Regions from separate parts of the Mus musculus genome. Here region 2 is linked to region 1. A link is a loop called in an ENCODE intact Hi-C map of the cell type or tissue named here. Cell type or tissue: left cerebral cortex. All regions are shown on one strand. Each heading gives the region's core, and the rest is flanking DNA. Links, peaks and the distances in the headings are about the cores only.

Region 1 (8,000 bases), core at 1-8,000:
CATGCATATCTATCACAGACTTGAACCCCTACACAGTCATGCATGTACCAGACAGCAGTCTTGTAGTGTTCTTTTAAGTTTTATTTCATTTTTAGTTATATTTCTCTGTGGAAAGGTACGTGCATGTGTGTGTGTAGGCTCTTATGGAGGCCAGAGTTGTTGGGTTCCCAGGAACTGGAGTTACAGGTGGCTTTGAGCTGCTGAAGGTGGTGCTGGAAATCAAATTCAGCCCCGCTGGATGGGCAACAAGCTCTTAAGTGTTAGCCTATCTCTCTAGCCCCTTTTGTAATATTATAATTTTCATCTCAGCTCAAGCTGTTTCTTGAAATAACAAGCTTATTTTGCTCATTTTTTTAAAAAAAATATTGATCAAATACCCAAGCTTTAAAGTATTATTTGCCTGTCATTCTTTCAAGTAAAAATAGTATCTCTTGAAGAAAGCACCTTGTAGTCTCATAGCTCAAGCGACTATCCAGCTCCCCCACAGTTTAGACCAGAGCATAGTTTCCTGCCTCCTAAGTCATCTCACAAATTGTTAGGGAAGAACTGTAAAGGACCCATAATTGTACCCCTTACAAACATAACTGTTCTACCTTGGGCCATTGTCATGATTTCTGCAGTGCTGTCCACTCATGCCTTTGCACTATTAACATAAACCTCAATCCAGTGAAAACAGTGACTGGAGCCTAAGGATGCCATGCTCACACTTTTGAGAATTTATATATCATACTTGTGAGACAGACTTACAGACTGGGAGAGTCCTTATGAATTACCCTGGCATTCTCTTTTCTGTCTCCTCCACACTTCCTGCTTCCATCGTGTGTCAGGGTACAAGGAAGTTCCTATCCAGGTGCATCTGGTTCTCAGCCTTGCTGCTTGCAAGGCAACCTTAGAATAACAAATCTCGTTCCTGTGTTGTCTTGTTACTCTTGTGTTTTTAAATACAATTACAAATAGCTTATTGGTAATGATAAAATAATTCCTATGTGGCTAAAATAAATGCAACATAATTCTACTGAGATCATTAATATTTTAAGAAAATACAGATTTATAAAAGGTGCCATATCTCTGATTTCAAAGAAGAAACAACTATCATTTTCAGATAATCAACAGTGTAGTGAAATCCTTAGGACCCAACCTGCTGCTGTTTCTCCAGCATTCTACAGCTCTAGTGAGCGCTTGCCAGTTCTTGCTTGCTGTTGCTAGGGGGCAGCATTTACTAAGCTGACAGCTACAGACAAGTACATTGTCAGGTCAGGCTAACATTTGCGATTGGACGAATACTCAAAAAATGTATAACTTTTTATTGGTTTTAGCATCTAACTTAGAAAAGTAACAGAAACTATGTGTATTTTTATATTTATAGCCTAATATTTAAACACTTAGAACCATTAAAAAATAAAATCTTTCTATTGTTCAAAATTATTTCAGTATTAGTTCATATTCTTAAAACTGTAAAACAGCTTGAGAAATTATGTAAGGCAATATATATAAAGTACTCTGGGCCTCACAGAACAAGTCTTGTCATACAGCTACTTGGGAGGTTGAGGCAAAAGATGCAAAAGTTCAGGACTTTCCTTTGTTACAGAGGGCTTTGGGCCTAGACAACTTAGTAAGAGCCTGTCTGAAACTAAAGGTAAAGGAAGGCTGAGGATGTTCTTGAAAGACTCGGGCCTTGGCGTCAATCCCTAAGTCCAAGCTTCCCCTTCCCTCTCTCAGCAAGGAAGGAAGGAAGGAAGGAATTTAAAATGGAAAAGGGACATAGAAAGAATAGAGGAATTGTGTCTCACGTATCGTTATTACATGTCTCTAGTCTCAGTTGTGTCGCTAAGAGGCATCTCGTGCGTGCGAGGAATGCTGGTAACAGTGCCTGCAAGTCTCTGCCTTATCACTGCACATGCTTCCCGCTACTCGAGTAAACTCTTTAACGCACCTGTCATCACCTGTCATCAATGCGTGCGTCTGTAGAGCTCGAGGTGGGGACACTTCCTGTGCTTCCTGCTGCTTAGTGTGATAATGTTCTTCCGGACAGAGTAGTCAGCATGAACTCCTTTCCTCGTCCTTTCTTGCTTCTTTGAAGACTTCTCAGGAGGGCATGATCTCAGGAGCCTTTGCTTCTGTACTCTGATAGCTCCATTGTGTGCTTCCTTCATTGTTCAAACAGATATTTGGTTGCCTCTATACCCTGAATACATTAAAGGACAGGGGTTAAAAAACGTTTTCCCTCATGTTTTTGTGGAAGTATATGATAAAAAGTGATGGGGCTGGAGAGGTGGCTTGGCAGTTGAGAACTCCTGCAGAGGACCCAAGTTCTCTGCCCAGTCCTCACATGGTGACTCAGAGCCTGTCAACTCCAGTACCAGGGATCGGATCCCTCGGCTTCCTGTGGTGCACATCACTCATCCTTCTTAATAGAAATATAAAAGGTTAAAAGGCAAGGAAATAAAAAATCGTTTACAATGCCCATTTGCTAATAAAAGCCATAGTAAATAAATAAATAAGTAGATATTGTGAAAAAAGATATAAAAAATAGACAATGTGATATATTCAGTATATATTGGTAAATTCTAGAGAAATGAAGAACTGAATTTGGACATATGTGTTAAGTGTTTGAATGGAGGAAGAGTTGAATTTTTAAATGAGATTGCCAGGAAAAGCTCTCAGGAAAGGTGGTTTGAAGTCAGTTCCTTATAAAAATGAAATAACAAGCAAGCAACAGCAAGCTCCAGCCTGGGTGGGAGGGATACACTAGAGATGTTAAGGGAATAGCCACTGTGAGTGGAGCATGGTGAGGCCACATAGCAGGAACTGAAGGGGAGAGCATTTTGAGTGTTATACATATATTATCACCACTGGCTTTATTTCATCATCACAAAGAAACAAGATGCTTTTGAATAGAATGGTGACCCATGGTGTAACATAACAAGATCACTCTGACATCTCATTGGCTGAAATTCAAGAACAGATAAGGATAGAGTGTCGTAGATTAGTCATAGCTATGGAGTAAGTGGGTGTGTGATGGGGTGGCTTCAATCTGGATTTAGCAGTAGAGGCAGGAGAAGTTTTCGATGTTCACAGATTAGTTGGAAGGTAGACGAGCAAGACTGCTGGTGACAGATACATGGTGTTTTAGAAGAGTGCACTCAGGAACAACTGCAAACCTGTGCTCCAGCAAGTGGAAGGATAAGGGGTTCTTAACCCGATGTAGAGATGTATGTTTGGAGTTACAGAGTATGGAGGAAGTCTCGGGGTCAATTAACGGTAGTTGATTGATAAAAAGACTATAGACAAGCAGAAAGACAAATAGACAGAAATGTTTCTTATATGTGTTAAAATATAAATTGGCATTTTAAAATGTGAGCTTGGACTTTATGAGGGAAGACTTGGAGTAGAACTAAAATATGCCAGTCTTCATACTAAAATTAGTATTTTAAGAAAAATGGGAAATTAAAGTTTCAGGGAACCGAGCTGTAATGGTTCTGTGTTTAAAAGTCAAAAGGGTGAAAAGGAACTCAGGGAAAAAACAAAAGCAAACAAACCGCTACCATGGATAAGCAGCAGTAAGAAAAGTTATGGAAAACTCTGCGAGTATGTTGTCTAGAGCCAAGTAAGACAAAAGAGTGTTCTCATAAAGTGGGACTGGTCAGCAATGTCTGGCATTACTGAGTGGTATGAAAAGTGAGCAGAGGGAATTGCAGTATAGAAACAATCAGTGGGCATTGGAACTATGACTTACCTGGTCACTGCCTGTCCTGAGTGCCTACGAGCGGTCTTGGCATGTATTAAGCCACAAGAATGTTACCACCATAGTAAAAGAGGTCGTAAGTTTCTGCATCTTTGCCATGAATGCCCTAGCCAGTATTTGCGAGGTTTTACCACATAGCTACCAAGCATATAGTCTCTGTAACACATCTGCTTTATCCACATTGAGAACAAAACATTGTATGGTGAGTGAATGAATGAAAATGCTCAGAATGAATTATACAACACATAGTCGCATTAATAAAATTGGACAAAATATTCTTAATGACAATCAATTGACCTACACCAAAATGGTCACAAGTAATGTAATTGGTGTTATATCTTTAAAATAAAGGTCAGATAATGTGATAAAATTGACCTCATATTTTTAGATTTAAGTTAAGGTATAGAACTTATACTTAGTTATATATATTTTTAATTTGTACAATGCACACTGGTTACATTGAAGCTAAATATCCCAAGCTTCCTTTTGTGCATTTGCAGCATCCCTAGAGAGGATTATCTGCTTGTCTGCTTAGGTAGAGTGATGTGGAAATCAATGTTGATTGTTTTACTATAGTATTTATATTTTAATGAAGTATATATCTTTACTTTCAGTTCTTGATTAGCCTTTGGATAGAACACATACTCTCTTGTATACAATACAAAGGCAGTATGCTTCTCACCTCATAAATCTGTAATTGATAGGTGTTGAAAGGATGTGTGTCTAAGTTGGCAATATAAGTCTTTGTTTAACTGTAGCCTGGAGTCACTCACAAAGTAGTCTTAACTTTAAGACTTGTTAACAGTCCCAGTCCAAGAACAGGGGTGAATGAAATGAAATATTGCAGATCAAGCAAATGGGCAAAAAAGAAAGGGGAGATTTCTTCTTCTTCCCACTTCTACTCTGTGGCTCTTCAGTGGGCTGGATGGTGCCGTATACAAACTAGGGCAGTCCGCTTACCTAGCACCTTTTTAAAAGGTAGTTCCACCTGAAAACATGCTCAAGGGTGCATCCCGAAGTAGTACGTATTCACTTCACTGAGTGTCCTACCAGTCTGTCAGTTTAACACAGAACATTAACTATCATAAAGGCCTTTAAAATCTATAAACTATGCACCTAAAATTTATGTGCTATTACTGCATTTGATTTGGCCATGGTCTTGTGCATACTTGTTGGTAAAAAGAAGATACACCGTGGGTAATCCCTGGCAAAAGGAGCACCCGCATTTGTAAGATGGATAACTCTATATAAAATGTATTGTGATAATAACTGTAGTTAGCTCCATTCTTTCATATCTCGTCACTGGAGTAGAACAAAACAGAGAACTTTTAAACCATTTCGTTTGGTGATAGGCACCCTAATTATGCCTTTTACTTTCTCCACATCCATGTTCCCGGCTTCTTCCTGTTCTGCTCACAGCTCTACGCCATCCCTTGGTTTCTCACCATGTTTACTCGTAAGTACCATCCCCCTTGGTGGCAGCAAAAGTATAGCCTCATTCTTCCTCAGAACTTTAAAAGTATCCCAGAGCTTGTGTCTCTAGCTGCATATGTAGCAGAAGATGGCCTAGTCGGCTATCAATGGGAAGAGAGGCCCCTTGGTCTTGCCAACTTTATAAGCCCTAGTACAGGGGAACGCCAGGGCCAAGAAATGGGAGTGGGTGGGGAGGGGAGCAGGGTGGGGAGAGGGTATAGGGAACTTTCAGGATTGCATTTGAAATGTAAATGTAGAAAATATCTAATAAAAAATGAAAAAAGTATAGAATATTAAGTAAGTGCAGTATACATCTCTATAAAATTCTTACATGATATAGTTTATAGACAAAAATTATCAAGAATTCTGGCCTTAAATATTAAGAAAATGTTGCAGAAAACTAAAATCTATTTTGCATGTGGCTTACAACTTTTTAAGAAGAGAATTTGACAACTTTTTGAGGACAGTTTTCTACTAAATTGTCTTGCTTTCTAGGTGTTCTCTGTTAACACCTGGTTCTACTTCCTAGACTGGGAGTTCTCTAGAAATTAATCCTATTTTATGAGTATGTAATGATTTAGTCAGGTATGGCTATGTAAATGAAGAGCCATATTTAACTGCAATGCACATGATGAGTGCAATGGCAGGTGAGGTAGCCTAAGTGCTTTTACCTAGAAAGATAGTCACAGTGTTATTAAGTGAAAATAAAGCTGCATTTTTTTAATTAATAGATTTTTGGTAGGAATTTGATAAAGTAATTGTATATGATACACAATGGAAATGTTATCTTATTGTATATAAAGCAATCCCAAAGTTCATCTGCAGATATAAACATGTGTAAATAGTTACTAAAAATTCTGGGGAAAATTCTGAATGAAATTTACCAATTATTAGTGGAATTCAAAAAAATGTAATCTTTGACTAACTTGATATCAATTTGAAGCACTTTAGGAAGCTGCGAATTAATGAAGTCAGGGTTAGAGCGTTGACTGAATAGTTAGGAAAATAACTTACTGCTTTTATAGAGAACCAGAACTTGGTTCCTGTTACCCATCTGGGTAGCGCACAGATAGATATCTGTAACTAAGGCTCGAAAGGTGCACGCACACTCACTGTCAAGCATTTTATCAGCACAGTTTAACATATTAGTTCTTAAGTAATAACCTTAATCTTGAAGTTATAATAATCATTTACTTAGTAATCCAGCTGTTATTATTTTTGACAAATTTGGATTTTGTTTAAGTATATTTTATAAAACTTCCTACAGATGTATTTCCACTGCACAAAATTTTCCACCTCTGGGATACATTACTGCTCGGAAATTCCTCTTTCCCATTCTGCATTGGAGTAGCCATCCTCCAGCAGCTGCGGGACCGTCTTTTGGCCAATGGCTTCAATGAATGCATCCTTCTCTTCTCTGACTTACCAGGTATGTGTCTAAATGAAGGAATCACCGAATGCAATTTTGACTATAAAATGATGTGTTCTCTCAGCCATGTGAGAAAATCCTTCTGCTTGCACCCTATTTCGATGGTCAGGATAATCAGTGCTTTGTGCCAGCCTGAGAATGAGAGGCTAACTCGGGTCATACTGAGCCACTGTGGATTATTTCCATCACAGTACTGCCACCAGGAGGGTAAAAGGTCATGGCTGTGGGAGTAACATATTTACCCTTTGCTTAGGACCCATCCATTTATCTTCAGCTGATAGAGAGTAAACAACGGCCACTCAGGAAGGTGTTTGAAAATATGTTTATATGAGAACGCTAATTCACATGGAACTTTGCTCCCTCTGGCCACAGCTGCTTGGTAACAACAAGTTTAAGAGGAGGAAGCACTGTTCTAAAAGGGAAATAACCCAAGCTTTATAGAAATATGTTATGTAATATGATAGCGACTAAGCTGTATGAGGTATTACAAGAAGTTTGAAAGCCTTGGGAAGGCTATTCCAATGCAGAAATACAGAAGACAGCTAAGGTTTCGTTCTTGGTGTTGGAAAGATAAGGTTTGTGTGGTTACCTAAGGTAGAATGCATTTACAAAATATGGAAGAAGCTAAGTGTTTTTAAGATACAACATTTGAACTGAAAAAGAGACTCAGCCCTTAAGAGTTCTTGCTGTTCTTGTAAACCCACCCAGGTTTGGTTCGCAGCATTCACATGGTGGCTAACAACCATCCATAACTCTAATTCTAAAGGATCCAGTGCCCTCCTGCCTCTGTGGGCATGAAACACATATGTGGTACATACATGCAGGAAACACTCATAAATATAAAATAAACATAAAATAAAAATAAATCTTTTTTCATTCATTTATTTATTTATTCACTTTACATCCTGATCAGTTCCCCGCCCTCCTCTCCTCCTACCTTAACAATTACCTCCCCCCATTACCCCTTCCCTTCTCCTCAGAGAAGGGGAAGCCCCGCTTTAGTACCTCCTTGCCCAGGGACATTCAGTCCCAGCAGGACTAAGCACCTCCTCTCCCACTAAGGCCCAACCAGGCAGTATCCAGTTAAGGGAAGGGGATGTAATGGCAGGCAACAGACTCAAAGACAGTTCCATCTCCAATTGTTATGGGGTCCACATGAAGACCAAGCTGCACAACTGCTCCAAATATGTAGGGTGCCAGCCTATGCATGCTCTTTGGTGGTTCAGGCTCTGAGCATCCTTGGGCCTAGATTAGTTGACTCTGAAAGTCTTCTTGTGGTGTCCTTGGCCCTCCGGGTCACTCAGTTCTATCCCCTACAAGTCTCTCCAAGCTCTGCCTGGTGTTTGGCCATGT
Region 2 (14,275 bases), core at 5,410-13,409, 520 kb after region 1:
TTCATGGTCAGCTACATTTCTTGACAGCCTAACCCACCTGACCAGGGATGGCACTGCCCACATTTGGTCCTCCTACATCAACTTAGCAGTTAAGAAAATATCTCACATACATGCCCAGAGGCCAGTCTCATGGAGGCAGTTCCTCAGTTGAGTTTCCTTCTTCCCAGGCGACACCAGTTTATGTCAAGTTGACAAAACTACCCAGCACAATTGATCCCTTGTCAAATTGACCTACAGGCACATCAGCATTAAAGGTAGTGCCAACTCTCTCAAGTTGTTCTCCGACTTTCACCAGCATGCGCGCACACGCATGCATGTGTGTGTGTGTGTGCGTGCGTGCGGGCACACACACACACACGTGAACACACATGCATAAACAAAAATATAATCAAATTATAATTTAAAATTCCTTTCAATTACAATAAGCAATAGCAGTTGACATGAACAGGCAATGCAGAAAGCTTAATAACTAACGAAAATGGCAGTGTCAGAGCAACACAGGTCACTTTTTAAAAACTAATGAATACTGTCCACATTTAGCAGAATAGCAAAGTATGAAACTTTAATTCTGAGTACTAACAGGATGAGATGAATGACGGGGCCTTGTGCTGTTGGTAGATTAAGTGTTGGTAAGGTGCCGGGTGTGGTGGCGCATGCCTTTAATCCCAACACTCTGGAGACAGAGGCAGGTGGATTTCTGGGTTTGAGGCCAGCCTGGAGTATAAAGTGAGTTCCAGGACAGCCAGGGCTATACAGAGAAATCCTGTCTCAAAAAACAAACAAACAAACAAACAAACAACAAAACCAAAAAAACCCAAAACCAAAGAAAATTTCATAATACACAGGTATTAAAACTGCAACTATTGCCCTTCCGGTCCACTCCAGCATTGGGGTGCCTTGCCTGCGGAGTCTCCAGACACCCGCAAGGACCCACACAGGATCCCCCACGGGATCCTAAGACCTCTGATGAGTGGAACACAGCGTCTGCTCCAAACCAATCTCACAGGACCTGAGACTGCATTAACTAAAGAAGCGGATAACCTGGCCTGATCAGGGGCACAAGTCCCTTCCGGTCCACTCCAGCACTGGGGTGCCTTGCCTGCGGAGTCTCTGGACACCCGCAAGGACCCACACAGGATCAACCACATGATCCTAAGACCTCCGGTAAGTGGAACACATCGTCTGCTCCAAACCAATTGTGCAGGACCTGAGACTGCATTAACTAGGGAAGCTGATAACCCGGCCTGAACAGAGGCACAAGTCCCTTCAGGTCCAGCACCTGGGTTCCTTGCACGCAGAGTTTCCGGACACCCCCCAAGATCCTCACAGGACCCTCCATGGGACCTTAAGACCTCTGGTGAGTGGAACACAACCTCTCCCAGGAGGCAGGTTCGAACAACAGATATCTGGGCACCTTCCATGCAAGAAGAGAGCTTGCCTGCAGAGAATACTCTGACCACTGAAGCTAAGGAGAGATCTAGTCTCTAAGGTCTACTGATAGAGGCTAACAGAGTCACCTGAGGAACAAGTTCTAACCAGAGACAACTATAACAACTAGCTTCAGAGATTACCAGATGGTGAAAGGCAAACATAAGAATCCTACTAACAGAAATCAAGAACCACTAACCATCATCAGAACGCAGCACTCCCACCCCACCTAGTCCTGGGCACCCCAACACACCCGAAAAGCAAGATCCGGATTTAAAAGCATATCTCATGATGATGGTAGAGGACTTCAAGAAGGACTTTAATAACTCACTTAAAGAAATACAGGAGAACACAGCTAAACAGGTAGAAGACCTTAAAGAGGAAACACAAAAATTCCTTAAAGAATTGCAGGAAAACATGACCAAACAGGTGATGGAATTGAATAAAATCATCCAAGACATAAAAAAAGGAAGTAGACACAATAAAGAAAACCCAAAGTGAGGCAACGCTGGAGATAGAAACTCAAGGAAAGAAATCTGGAACCATAGATGCCAGCATCAGCAACAGAATACAAGAGATGGAAGAGAGAATCTCAGTTGCAGAAGATTCCATAGAGAACATCAGCACAACAATCAAAGAAAATACAAAACGCAAAAAGATCCTAACTCAAAACATCCAGGAAATCCAGGACACAATGAGAAGACCAACCCTACGGATAATAGGAGTTGATGAGAATGAAGATTTTCAACTTAAAGGGCCATCAAATATCTTCAACAAAATTATAGAAGAAAACGTCCCAAACCTAAAGAATGACATGCCCATGAACATACAAGAAGCCTACAGAACTCCAAATAGACTGGACCAGAAAAGAAATTCCTCCAGACACATAATAATCAGAACAACAAATGCACTAAATAAAGAGAGAATATTAAAAGCAGTAAGGGAGAAAGGTCAAGTAATATATAAAGGCAGGCCTATCAGAATTACACCAGACTTTTCACCAGAGATTATGAAAGCCAGAAGAGCGTGTACAGATGTTGTACAGACACTAAGAGAACATAAATGCCAGCCCAGGCTATTATACCCGGCCAAACTCTCAATTACCATAGATGGAGAAACCAAAGTATTCCATGACAAAAACAAATTCACACATTATCTTTCCACGAATCCAGCCCTTCAAAGGATAATAACAGAAAAAAAAAAACGAATACAAGGATGGAAATCACACCCTAGAAAAAGCAAGAAAGTAATCCCTCAGCAAACCAAAAAGAAGACAGCCACAAGAACAGAATGCCAACTCTAACAACAAAAATAAAAGGAAACAACAATTACTTTTCCTTAATATCTCTTAATATCAATGGACTCAATTCCCCAATAAAAAGACATAGACTAACAGACTAGCTACACAAACAGGACCCAACATTCTGCTGCTTACAGGAAACCCATCTCAGGGAAAAAGACAGACACTACCTCACAGTGAAAGGCTGGAAAACAATTTTCCAAGCAAATAGTCTGAAGAAACAAGCTGGAGTAGCCATTCTAATATCAGATAAATTCGACTTCCAACCCAAAGTTATCAAAAAAGACAAGGAGGGACACTTCATACTCATCAAAGGTAAAATCCTCCAAGAGGAACTCTCAATTCTGAATATCTGCGCTCCAAATGCAAGGGCAGCCACATTCATTAAAGACACTTTAGTAAAGCTCAAAGCACACATTGCACCTCACACAATAATAGTGGGAGACTTCAACACACCACTTTCACCAATGGACAGATCGTGGAAACAGAAACTAAACAGGGACAGAGTGAAACTAACAGAAGTTATGAAACAAATGGACTTAACAGATATCTACAGAACATTTTATCCTAAAACAAAGGGATATACCTTCTTCTCAGCACCTCATGGTACCTTCTCTAAAATTGACCACATAATTGGTCACAAAACAAGCCTCAACATATACAAAAATATTGAAATTGTCCCATGCATCCTATCAGATCACCATGGACTAAGTCTCATCTTCAATAACAACATAAATAATAGAAAGCCAACATTCACGTGGAAACTGAACAATACTCTTCTCAATGATACCTTGGTCAAGGAAGGAATAAAGAAAGAAATTAAAGACTTTTTAGAGTTTAATGAAAATGAAGCCACAACATACCCAAATCTATGGGGCACAATGAAAGCATTTCTAAGAAGGAAATTCATAGCTCTGAGTGCCTCCAAAAGGAAACTAGAGAGAGCACACACTAGCAGCGTGACAACACATCTAAATGCTCTAGAAAAAAAGGAAGCAAATTCACCCAAGAGGAGTAGACGGCAGGAAATAATCAAACTCAGGGGCGAAATAAACCAAGTGGAAACAAGAAGAACTATTCAAAGAATTAACGAAAGGAGGAGTTGGTTCTTTGAGAAAATCAACAAGATAGATAAACCCTTAGCTAGACTCACTAGAAGGCACAGGGACAGCATCCTAATTAACAAAATCATAAATGAAAAGGGAGACATAACAACAGATCCTGAAGAAATCCAAAACACCATCAGACCCTTCTACAAAAGGCTATACTCAACAAAACTGGAAAACCTGGACGAAATGGACAAATTTCTAGACAGATACCAGGTACCAAAGTTAATCAGGATCAAGTTAACGATCTAAACAGTCCTATATCCCCTAAAGAAATAGAAGCAGTCATTAATAGTCTCCCAGCCAAAAAAAGCCCAGGACCAGACGGGTTTAGTGCAGAGTTCTATCAGACCTTCAAAGAAGATCTAATTCCAGTTCTGCACAAACTATTCTACAAAATAGAAGTAGAAGGTACTCTACCCAACTCATTCTATGAAGCCACAATTACTCTGATACCTAAACCACAGAAAGATCCAACAAAGATAGAGAACTTCAGATCAATTTCCCTTATGAATATTGATGCAAGAATCCTCAATAAAATTCTCGCTAACCGAATCCAAGAACACATTAAAGCAATCATTTATCCTGACCAAGTAGGTTTTATTCCAGGGATGCAGGGATGGTTTAATATACAGAAATCCATCAACGTAATCCATTATATAAACAAACTCAAAGACAAAAACCACATGATCATCTCGTTAGATGTAGAGAAAGCATATGACAAGATCCAACACCATTCATGATAAAAGTCTTGAAAAGATCAGGAATTCAAGGCCCATACCTAAACATGATAAAAGCAATCTACAGAAAACCAGTAGCCAACATCAAAGTAAATGGTGAGAAGCTGGAAGCAATCCCACTAAAATCAGGGACTAGACAAGGCTGCCCACTTTCTCCCTACCTCTTCAACATAGTACTTGAAGTCCTAGCCAGAGCAATTCGACACCAAAAGGAGATCAAGGGGATACAATTTGGAAAAGATGAAGTCAAAATATCACTTTTTGCAGATGATATGATAGTATATATAAGTGACCCTAAAAATTCCACCAGAGAACTCCTAAACCTGATTAAAAAAAACTTCGGTGAAGTAGCTGGATATAAAATTAACTCAAACAAGTCAATGACCTTTCTTTCCACAAAGAATAAACAGGCTAAGAAAGAAATTAGGGAAACAACACCCTTCTCAATAGTCACAAATAATATAAAATATCTTGGTGTGACTCTAACTAAGGAAGTGAAAGATCTGTATGAAAAGAACTTCAAGTCTCTGAAGAAAGAAATTATAGAAGATCTCAGAAGATGGAAAGATCTCCCATGCTCATGGATTGGCAGGATCAACATTGTAAAAATGGCTATCTTGCCAAAAGCAATCTACAGATTCAATGCAATCCCCATCAAAATTCCAACTCAATTCTTCAATGAATTAGAAGGAGCAATTTGCAAATTCATCTGGAATAACAAAAAACCTAGGATAGCAAAAAGTCTTCTCAAGGATAAAAGAACCTCTGGTGGAATCACCATGCCTGACCTAAAGCTTTACTACAGAGCAATTGTGATTAAAAACTGCATGGTACTGGTATAGTGACAGACAACTAGACCAGTGGAATAGAATTGAAAATTCAGAAATGAACCCACACACCTATGGTCACTTGATCTTCGACAAGGGAGCTAAAACCATCCAGTGGAAGAAAGACAGCATTTTCAACAAATGGTCCTGGCACAACTGGTGGTTATCATGTAGAAGAATGCAAATTGATCCATTCCTATCTCCTTGTACTAAGGCAAATCTAAGTGGATCAAGGAACTCCACATAAAACCAGAGACACTGAAACTTATAGAGGAGAAAGTGGGGAAAAGCCTTGAAGATATGGTCACAGGGGAAAATTTCCTGAATAGAACAGCAATGGCTTGTGCTGTAAGATCGAGAATTGACAAATGGGACCTCATGAAACTGCAAAGCTTCTGCAAGGCAAAAGACACCGTCAATAAGACAAAAAGACCAACAACAGATTGGGAAAGGATCTTTACCTATCCTAAATCATATAAGGGACTAATATTACCAATATATATAAAGAACTCAAGAAGGTGGACTCCAGAAAAACAAATAACCCCATTAAAAAATGGGGCTCAGAGCTAAACAAAGAATTCTCACCTGAGGAATACCGAATGGCTGAGAAGCACCTGAAAAACTGCTCAGCATCCTTAATCATCAGAGAATTGCAAATCAAAGCAACCCTGATATTCCATCTCACACCAGTCAGAATGGCTAAGACCAAAAATTCAGGTGACAGCAGATGCTGGCGAGGATGTGGAGAAAAAGGAATACTCCTTCATTGTTGGTGGGATTGCAAACTTGTACAACCACTCTGGAAATCAGTTTGGCAGTTCCTCAGAAAATTGGACATAGTACTACCGGAGGATCCCCCAATACCTCTCCTGGGCATATATCCAGAAGATGTTCCAACCGGTAAGAAGGACACATGCTCCACTATGTTCATAGCAGCCTTATTTATAATAGCCAGAAGCTGGAAAGAACCCAGATGCCCCTCAACAGAGGAATGGATACAAAAAATGTGGTACATTTACACAATGGAGTACTACTCAGCTATTAAAAAGAATGAATTTATGAAATTCCTAGGCAAATGGTTGGACCTGGAGGGCATCATCCTGAGTGAGGTAACACAATCACAAAAGAACTCAAATGATATGTACTCACTGATATGTGGATATTACCCCAGAAACTTAGTATACCTGAGATATAAGAGACAATTTGTAAAACACATGAATCTGAAGAAGAATGAAGACCAAAATGTGGACACTTTGCCCCTTCTTAGAATTGGAAACAATCACCCATGGAAGGAGTTACAGAGACAAAGTTTGAAGCTGAGACAAAAGGATGAACCATCTAGAGACTGCCATATCCAGGGATCCATACCATAATTAGCCTCCAAACGATGACACCATTGCATACACTAGCAAACGTTTGCTGAAAGGACCCTGATATAGCTGTCTCTTGTGAGACTAAGCCGGGGACTAGCAAACACATAAGTGGATCCTCACAGTCAGCTATTGGATGGATCACAGGGCCTTCAATGGAGGAGCTAGAAAAAGGAACCAAGGAGCTAAAGGGATCTGCAACCCTATAGGTGGAACAACAATATGAACTAATCAGTACCCCAGAGCTCTTGACTCTAGCTGCATATGTATCAAAAGATGGCCTAGTCGGCCATCACTGGAAAGAGAGGCCCATTGGACACGCAAACTTTATATGCCCCAGTACAGGGGAACACCAGGGCCAAAAAGTGGGAATGGGTGGGTAGGGGAGTGGGGGGGGAGGGTATGGGGGACTTTTGGGATAGCATTGGAAACGTAATTAAGGAAAATACGTAATAAAAAATATTTAAAAAAAGGAAAAAAACTGCAACTATTTTTAAAAGAAGGGAGGTTGGCGATATCCTACCTGGATGTCAATCTCTTGCTTAGTCCTGCACTATGGCCTGAGTCTGTTCTCCTGATGTGTGCCTGTGTTGACATGTTGGACCCCAACGTAACTGTATTAAAAGGTAACAGAGCCTTTAAAGAACAGAGCTGAACAGGAGCTAAGCAGAGCCACTGGGTTTCGATGCTTGAAAGGGATTAGTGTGGGGCTCCCAGAGTCCCCTGCATCCTTTTCTGGATCCCTGGATTTGTCTTCTTCATGTCACATCCATTCTTATGAGGAGCCAACAGGGCCCTCTCCAGAGACTAAACACATGGGCCCACCTGACACTGGATTTCCAAACTGAAAACCTGACCTAGACTAACTTCATTATGAAGTGTCACATATCTTGATACAGCAACAGAAAATGGACTGATCTAGCCTGTTATTGTAGGGGAGCAATCAGGCACACACACAGAAGCACTGTTTGCAACAATGAAAACGGGAAAATTCCACTATTTAATGAGTTAAAATTAGTAAATGCCATGAATACCTTGAGGGTATAAACTAAGTTACCAAATATAAAATATACTATAATCTGTTTTGCCTGCAGTTTGAAAACCACTCAGAATAGTACTACTTTAAAAATTCTGGCCTGCCTACTTGGCAAATTATATTCATAATGATTTTAAAAAGCTATTATAATTTGGGGTTTCTACTGGCTATATTCTGTAAGCAGTTCTTTATTGTGTGGGTCTATGTGATTTTTCTATATTTTTATTGAGAAAGGAGAATTGATTTTTTACAAAGAATGGTGGAAAATAAATGAAAGTGAACTCAGATAATGTAAGGATCATTGATAATAGGTTAGTTTCTTCTCACTCATTCAGCAAATAGCTCAGGCATTTAGTTTCCAGAGGGCATTGTACTGGACGGCGAAAGACTAGCACACAAGGTAGATATAGTTGGTTCTAAAGCCACACGAAGACAGACAAGTGAAATGATTCTAATACATGAGAAAGGAACCAACAGACAATACGTATGTCACACCCACTCTTATCTAAGACCATTGCAGAGGCTCAGGAGTTTCAGTGTCAGGAATAGATGCTAGCTAACTAAAACAAATACAAAGATGCAATTATCCAAATAATTGTTAGTTACATCTGTATGTAAATAGATCAGAATAGGTTTCATTCAAGTTTCCCCCTCTCAAAAAGAAATGAAAACAGGAAAGGAGAAAAGGAAAGGGGGGAGGAAAGGGGAGGTGAGGAGAGTGGAGAGGGGAGTGGAGGGGGGAAGGGAGGGAGGGGGAGGGGAGGGGGGAGGGGAGGGGAGAGGGGAGGGGAGGGGAGGGGAGGGGAGAGGGGAGGGGAGGGGAGGGGAGAGGGGAGGGGAGGGGAGGGGAGAGGGGAGGGGAGGGGAGGGGAGGGGAGGGGAGAGAAGAGGAAGAGGAGAGAAGAGAAGAGAAGAGAAGAGAAGAGAAGAGAAGAGAAGAGAAGAGAAGAGAAGAGAAGAGAAGAGAAGAGAAGAGAAGAGAAGAGAAGAGAAGAGAAAAAGCAAAGCAAACTCCCTCAGCTCCAGCAATCCAGGAGGGTCAATGGAATTTCCATCTGTTGTTGGCGCCCCCTTGTGTTGAGTCAGTTATCAAATTCTCGTGTTTTTGTTAACATCAGTAAAGGCATGAAGAAATGATAACTCTCCTTTCTTCAAAAGCCCCCTGCAAATCTCCATACCATAAGGCTGTCTCATTCTTTAAATTCCCAGAAGTAGTTGCGTGGGGATACTTGGCTGGCTCTGGTCTCCACTGATAAGTGCACAGGGTGTTCTGTAGAATCCAAACGAGCTCATTTGTAGGAAGAAAGTAGCTTTATTTTCATAAATACTAGAAAACTCCTACTGATTCAGTTTTGAAATTTGTTTTTCTTTCTTCTAGAAGTATTGTCTTGGGTTAGGTTTAGTAGTTTTTAAGTGTTTCTCCATTCTGATATCCAAAAAGACAAATGATATTTACTATTGAAGTGCTTGAAAATTAAATAATTATTTAATTGCAAATAAGAGTGTAACAAAATGCAAGATAAAAGAATAAAATATACTGGGGAAAATATAGTATAATAATTTGTATTATAGTTGGAAAAATTCTAATTAAACCTGATATAAAAATCTTAAACTGTCGAGAAAAGTACAAGTATTTAGAAATTAAAATGGAGTAAATGAAAAATATAGAAGATATAGGAACAAAACTTGTACTTAATATGATACTTGTGATTGACAGGTTGGCTGTCACAGTTATAAGAGCTATTACAAGAATCACTTTGGAATTAGAAGGGACAAATATTGCAAAGAGCAACGTACTGGAAATCTTCAAGTAGGACATTAGGCTTGGAAACAATACAACGAATGAGTGTAGTAAAAAAGAAAATAAAACAGACCTTCTTAAGAGAAATTTCACTTATAAGAATTTCCCTGAAGAAACAGTTGCAAAAGGTTTAAAAAGGAAAGATATAAAGAAGGTTTCGTTGCAAGTTTGTTTTTTTCTAGTAAAAACAAATTGGAAACGACTTCATTGACTATTGGTCAAGAGCTACTTAAACACATACAGAGCATCTGTATATGGAGTATACTACATGATTATTTAAACATTGACCTACTTCTGTACATACAGGCCACAAATGCTTACCGTGTAATGATGCTTAAAGAAAGTACCATGATGCACTCTTGTAAAGCATATTTTCTAGGATGTTAAATATGCACTAAAAACTCTAAAACTGCAAACCCAGTAAAAGTGGACCATCTTTCTTACAGGTGCGAAGGTGGAAAGTAGCACTTGCTACTTCCGATGTTCTTCATTGTTCAAACTTTGCAACAAGTATGCGATGTTTCCATCATGAGAAAATACATCGCTTTGCATATTTAAACCTCGTTAATTAATGGGAGTGAATAATTCTTGTCACTGAATTACTGTGCAGCTTACTGAGTTATGCTTACAACTAACAGAGTAACTCCAAACTGCTTAAAAGTTCCTGTTGCGTAGTTAGCCAGGCAGAGTATTTAGCTGCCAACGTGTGGGGTATTCCTAAACAGCAGTAGAAATTTCTATTTGAAGGGACAACCCACAAATGCAGCATATTGAAGAATCCTAGTAATTAGGTATCGTGTTTTCTGTTATTGTTGTTTGGGGGTTCTTGGATTTTTTTGTTTTCTTTTGCTTATTTGTTTGTTTTGTTTGTTTTTTTTCTTTTCTTTTATTGGATGTTTTCCTTATTTACCTTTAAAATGTTATCCCCTTTCCCAGTTTCCCTTCTGGAAATCCCCTATCCCATCCCTCCTCCCCCTGCTTCTATGAAGGTTCTCCTCCACCCACTCCTGCCTCCCCACCCTGGCATTCTCCTACACTGGAGCAAGGGCCTCTCCTCCCATTGATGCCCAACAAGGCCATCCTCTGCTCCATATGCAGCTGGAACCATGGGTCCCTGCATGTGTACTCTTTGGTTGGTGGTTTAGTCCCTGGGAGCTCTGGGGGATCTGATTGGTTGATATTGTTGTTCTTCCTATGGGGTTGCAAACCCCTTCAGCTCCTTCAGTTCTTTCTCTAACTCCTCCATTGGGGACCCCATGCTCAGTCCAATGGTTGGCAGTGAGCATCTGCCTCTATATTTGTCAGGTTCTAGCAGAGCCTCTCAGGAGACAGCCATATCAAGCTCCTATAAGCAAGAACTTTCCGGCATCCTCAATAGCATCGGGGTTTGATGAGTGTATATGGGATGGATCCCCAGGTGGGGCAGTCTCTGGATGGCCTTTCCTTCAGTCTCTGCTCTACACTTTGTCTCTGTACTTCCTTCCGTGAGTATTTTGTTCCCCTTCTAAGAAGGACCGAAGCATCCACACTTTGGTCTTCCTTCTTCTTGAGCTTCATGAGGTCTGTGAATTGTATCTTGGGCATTCCAAGCTTTGGGGCTAATATTGGCACAAGCTAGAGTTATCTGAGAAGAGGGAACCTTATTTGAGAAAATGCCCCAGTCAGATTGGCCTGTAGGAAAGTCTGTGGGAGAATTTTCTTGATAAATGATTGATGTGGGAGGGTCCAGATCCCTGTGGGTAGAATCACCCTGGGGCAAAGGGGCCTGAGTTGTATAAGAAAGTAGGGTGAGCAAGCCAGTAGGCAGCATTCCTCCATGGCCTCTGTTTCAGGTCCTGCTTCCAGGTTCATATCTGAAGGTTGGGCTCTGACCTCCCTGAATATGGAGAGTAACATGGACATCCATGTATAATCCCTTTCCTGCCCAAGCTGTGTTTGGTCATGGTGTTTTATCACAGAAATAGGAAGAAAACTATGTTTTCTATATGTTAGAGACGATGAATGGCTGGAGAACTGTGGCATGTTACCTCTCTGCTGTTACCTCTCTGCTGGACACTGCACATGTTGCTTTATAGGTATGATGGTTCCTGATGAACCTCAAACAAGAGAAGAGAGCCAGTCAGCATTTGTGGTTCTGTGAACGCTAATGATGTTCATATTTCTGCATAAAATTAAAAGTTCTCTTTAATAGTTGATTTAGCAGGGAACCTAAACTAGTTAGACACACAAAGAAATCTTCCTTGTGATTTTCCTTTTTCTTTTAAAGAATTTAACAAATCTGGAAGCCCAGTGATAAATGTTAGAGAACACGCCTTCTAGGAACTTGAGAGTTCTAGATGAGAAAACAACAGGGTAAATGGGAAAGAAACAATATAGATTATGCTACATTAAATAAGATGGGGATGAAGTCAGAATTTAAATCTAACTCTGTGTGATCACAGTGCTTAAAAATAAAACCAGGGTTTTCTCTATACTGGTAGAGATTGTATGTCACTTTTAGATTGATTTTTGTTCTATGATAACACGCCTAAAAATGTTTGCCCCAGTTATATAAATGAGAATGAAAATACTTTGCAAACTAAAATTTGAGACTTTTCATGGAAAAGTGAAAATGACAATATAGTATAGAGACAACAATTAGACCAGATACATGCGTAGTGAGGACAAAGAACACATGGTAAGTCTGGAAGTCTCCCAGGTACAGAACCAGGCTACCGCACATGTCAAAGGACTATTCCGCGTGCTGTTCTGACATAACAAGTGGGCCTGGGGGAAGAGTGTCTGAGAAAAATACAAAAATATTGCAACCTGAGTGATCTGTGGAGTCCGCAAATCCAGCTGACCCAAGGGCTTTCTTTCAGAACGTGTCACGTTAACAGGCTCCAGTGACGATGCCGTAAGCTGTAGGAAGAAACATATCTTCTGTTTCTTGCCTGCTATGGCTTTTACCTAGTTTGTGCCCCCTTCAAATGCCCCTGTGTTTTTAAAACCACTGTCTCAGGCATGGTCCTATTATTAGAAAGAAGCAAGAACCTTTGGGGGGGGTAAGGCTTGGTGAAGGGGCTAGACAACTGGGGGATATCCTTGAAGGGGACTGTGGTGGGCTCTTTTGTTTTCCCTCTCTTTCTATTCTTGGTCATAAGGTATCTATGACTGAAGTAAATACCCTGGCAAAAGCAACTTAAGTGAGGAAGGGTTAATTTGGCTCATGGTTAAAGTACACAGTCAGTCATGGTGGAAGAGTCAAGACCGGAGCCAAGGATGGCGGATCACATTACATCCAGTCAGGAAGCAGAGAGTAATGACTGTTTGTGCTTAGCTAACTCTTTCCCTTTTATATGCTTCAGGATCACACCCCAGGGAATGGTGCCACCCACAGTGGGTAGATCTTATACCTCAACTAAACTAACCAAGAAAATACCTCATAGGCATGTTTATTACAAGTAAAAACCAAAAATGCTTCGCTAGAGTCCCATTGAGAGCCTTAAAGCATGTAGTCCTCCAAGATTCATATCCCCTCAGTATCCACACCTCAGCCACCACCAGCCACTACCAGCACTGTCTCTGGAATTCTTGTCTCTGAGAGATGGTCCTCCTAGCATATTTCCAGAACTTCAGTCTCCATGTAAGCACACGCTTCATGTACAAAGCATTTCCTCTGCCTGTTGCTGAGCCTGGCCATTTTGTTAATTCCTTTCATAATGAGATAGAGATAGAAATAGAGATAGAGACAGAGATAGAGATAGAGATAGAGAGACAAGTAGAGAGAGATAAAGAGATAGAGACATATAGATATAGCAATTGAATGCTCTCCAGTCTTCTACTTGACACCTCTCCCCAGAACCTGCTAAAGTGTTATGAATTTTTCTTTCCATTATTGCAATTTTTCATCATCATATTAATTTATGAACTCTGATTCACAAACCATTTTCAGATTGTGGGTATTAATCACCTTAAGTGTGACTATTTTGAACTGAGTTTTTTTTTTTTATATGTGTAAAAATTCCACATTTTGAACAATAATAAAGAAATGTCATAACAGCATTAATAATATATGGATTCCACACTGGAATGATTATTTGGGAGTATTGAAATAACTACATTATTAGAGTAAATTTTGCATCCCTTTTAGCTTCAAAATATAACTCTTAAAATAATTATATTATATTGTATTATATTACTCATGTTAAATTTCTACGGGAAAGAGAAAATAAGAAAAAAGTAATGTGAGGTGGCTGGAGAGATCGCTCAGAGGTGAAGAGCACAGGCCACTCTTTCAGAGGACCTGGGTTCAATTCCAGACACCCACATGGCAGATCACAACCATACATAACTCCAGTTCCAGGGTAAAATACATAATTTAAAAATCTCATGTGATTACATATTTCATGTACTCTGTGGTTATTGTATCCCAGGCATTAGTCATAGAGCAGTGAGTGAAATAATTATTATAGATGTTGCACTATACTAAGTTGAAACAGAATATAAATAAAAATCAATAATTAGATAGATAGATAGATAGATAGATAGATAGATAGATAGATAGACAGACAGACAGACAAAATAATTTTGGAAATTGATATATTTTGTGTTGTGAAGAAAAATTAAGTGGGGTACACAGAGTAGAACATTAGTTCTAGATGGCAATTGAATAGAACTTTCTGGAC

What was found. Hi-C counts contacts between places; a loop is a spot of excess contacts. Peaks named below come from ENCODE experiments on the same cell type or tissue, not always from the same donor. Only the 100,000 strongest peaks of a DNase experiment are listed, where the experiment ranks them.
Region 2: a loop joins it to region 1, with 3 times the contacts of the local background. A loop is called at or near these places in 20 of 42 quality-filtered maps.

The regions. Positions count from the first base shown.
Region 1 is chr3:132,746,023-132,754,022 of GRCm38, forward strand. It overlaps Tbck (TBC1 domain containing kinase), which reads left to right. Exons shown (of 26, transcript NM_001163455.2): 21 at 5,165-5,201; 22 at 6,486-6,647. Among named protein-coding and RNA genes, the nearest start is that of Gm30294, 27 kb to the right of the region's middle. In left cerebral cortex, for the core only: a CTCF peak has its summit at 1,206; DNase peaks (open chromatin) are centred at 1,206 and 3,011.
Region 2 is chr3:133,263,210-133,277,484 of GRCm38, forward strand. No RefSeq gene overlaps it. Among named protein-coding and RNA genes, the nearest start is that of Arhgef38, 35 kb to the left of the region's middle. In left cerebral cortex, for the core only: a CTCF peak has its summit at 8,891 (motif pointing left); a DNase peak (open chromatin) is centred at 8,880.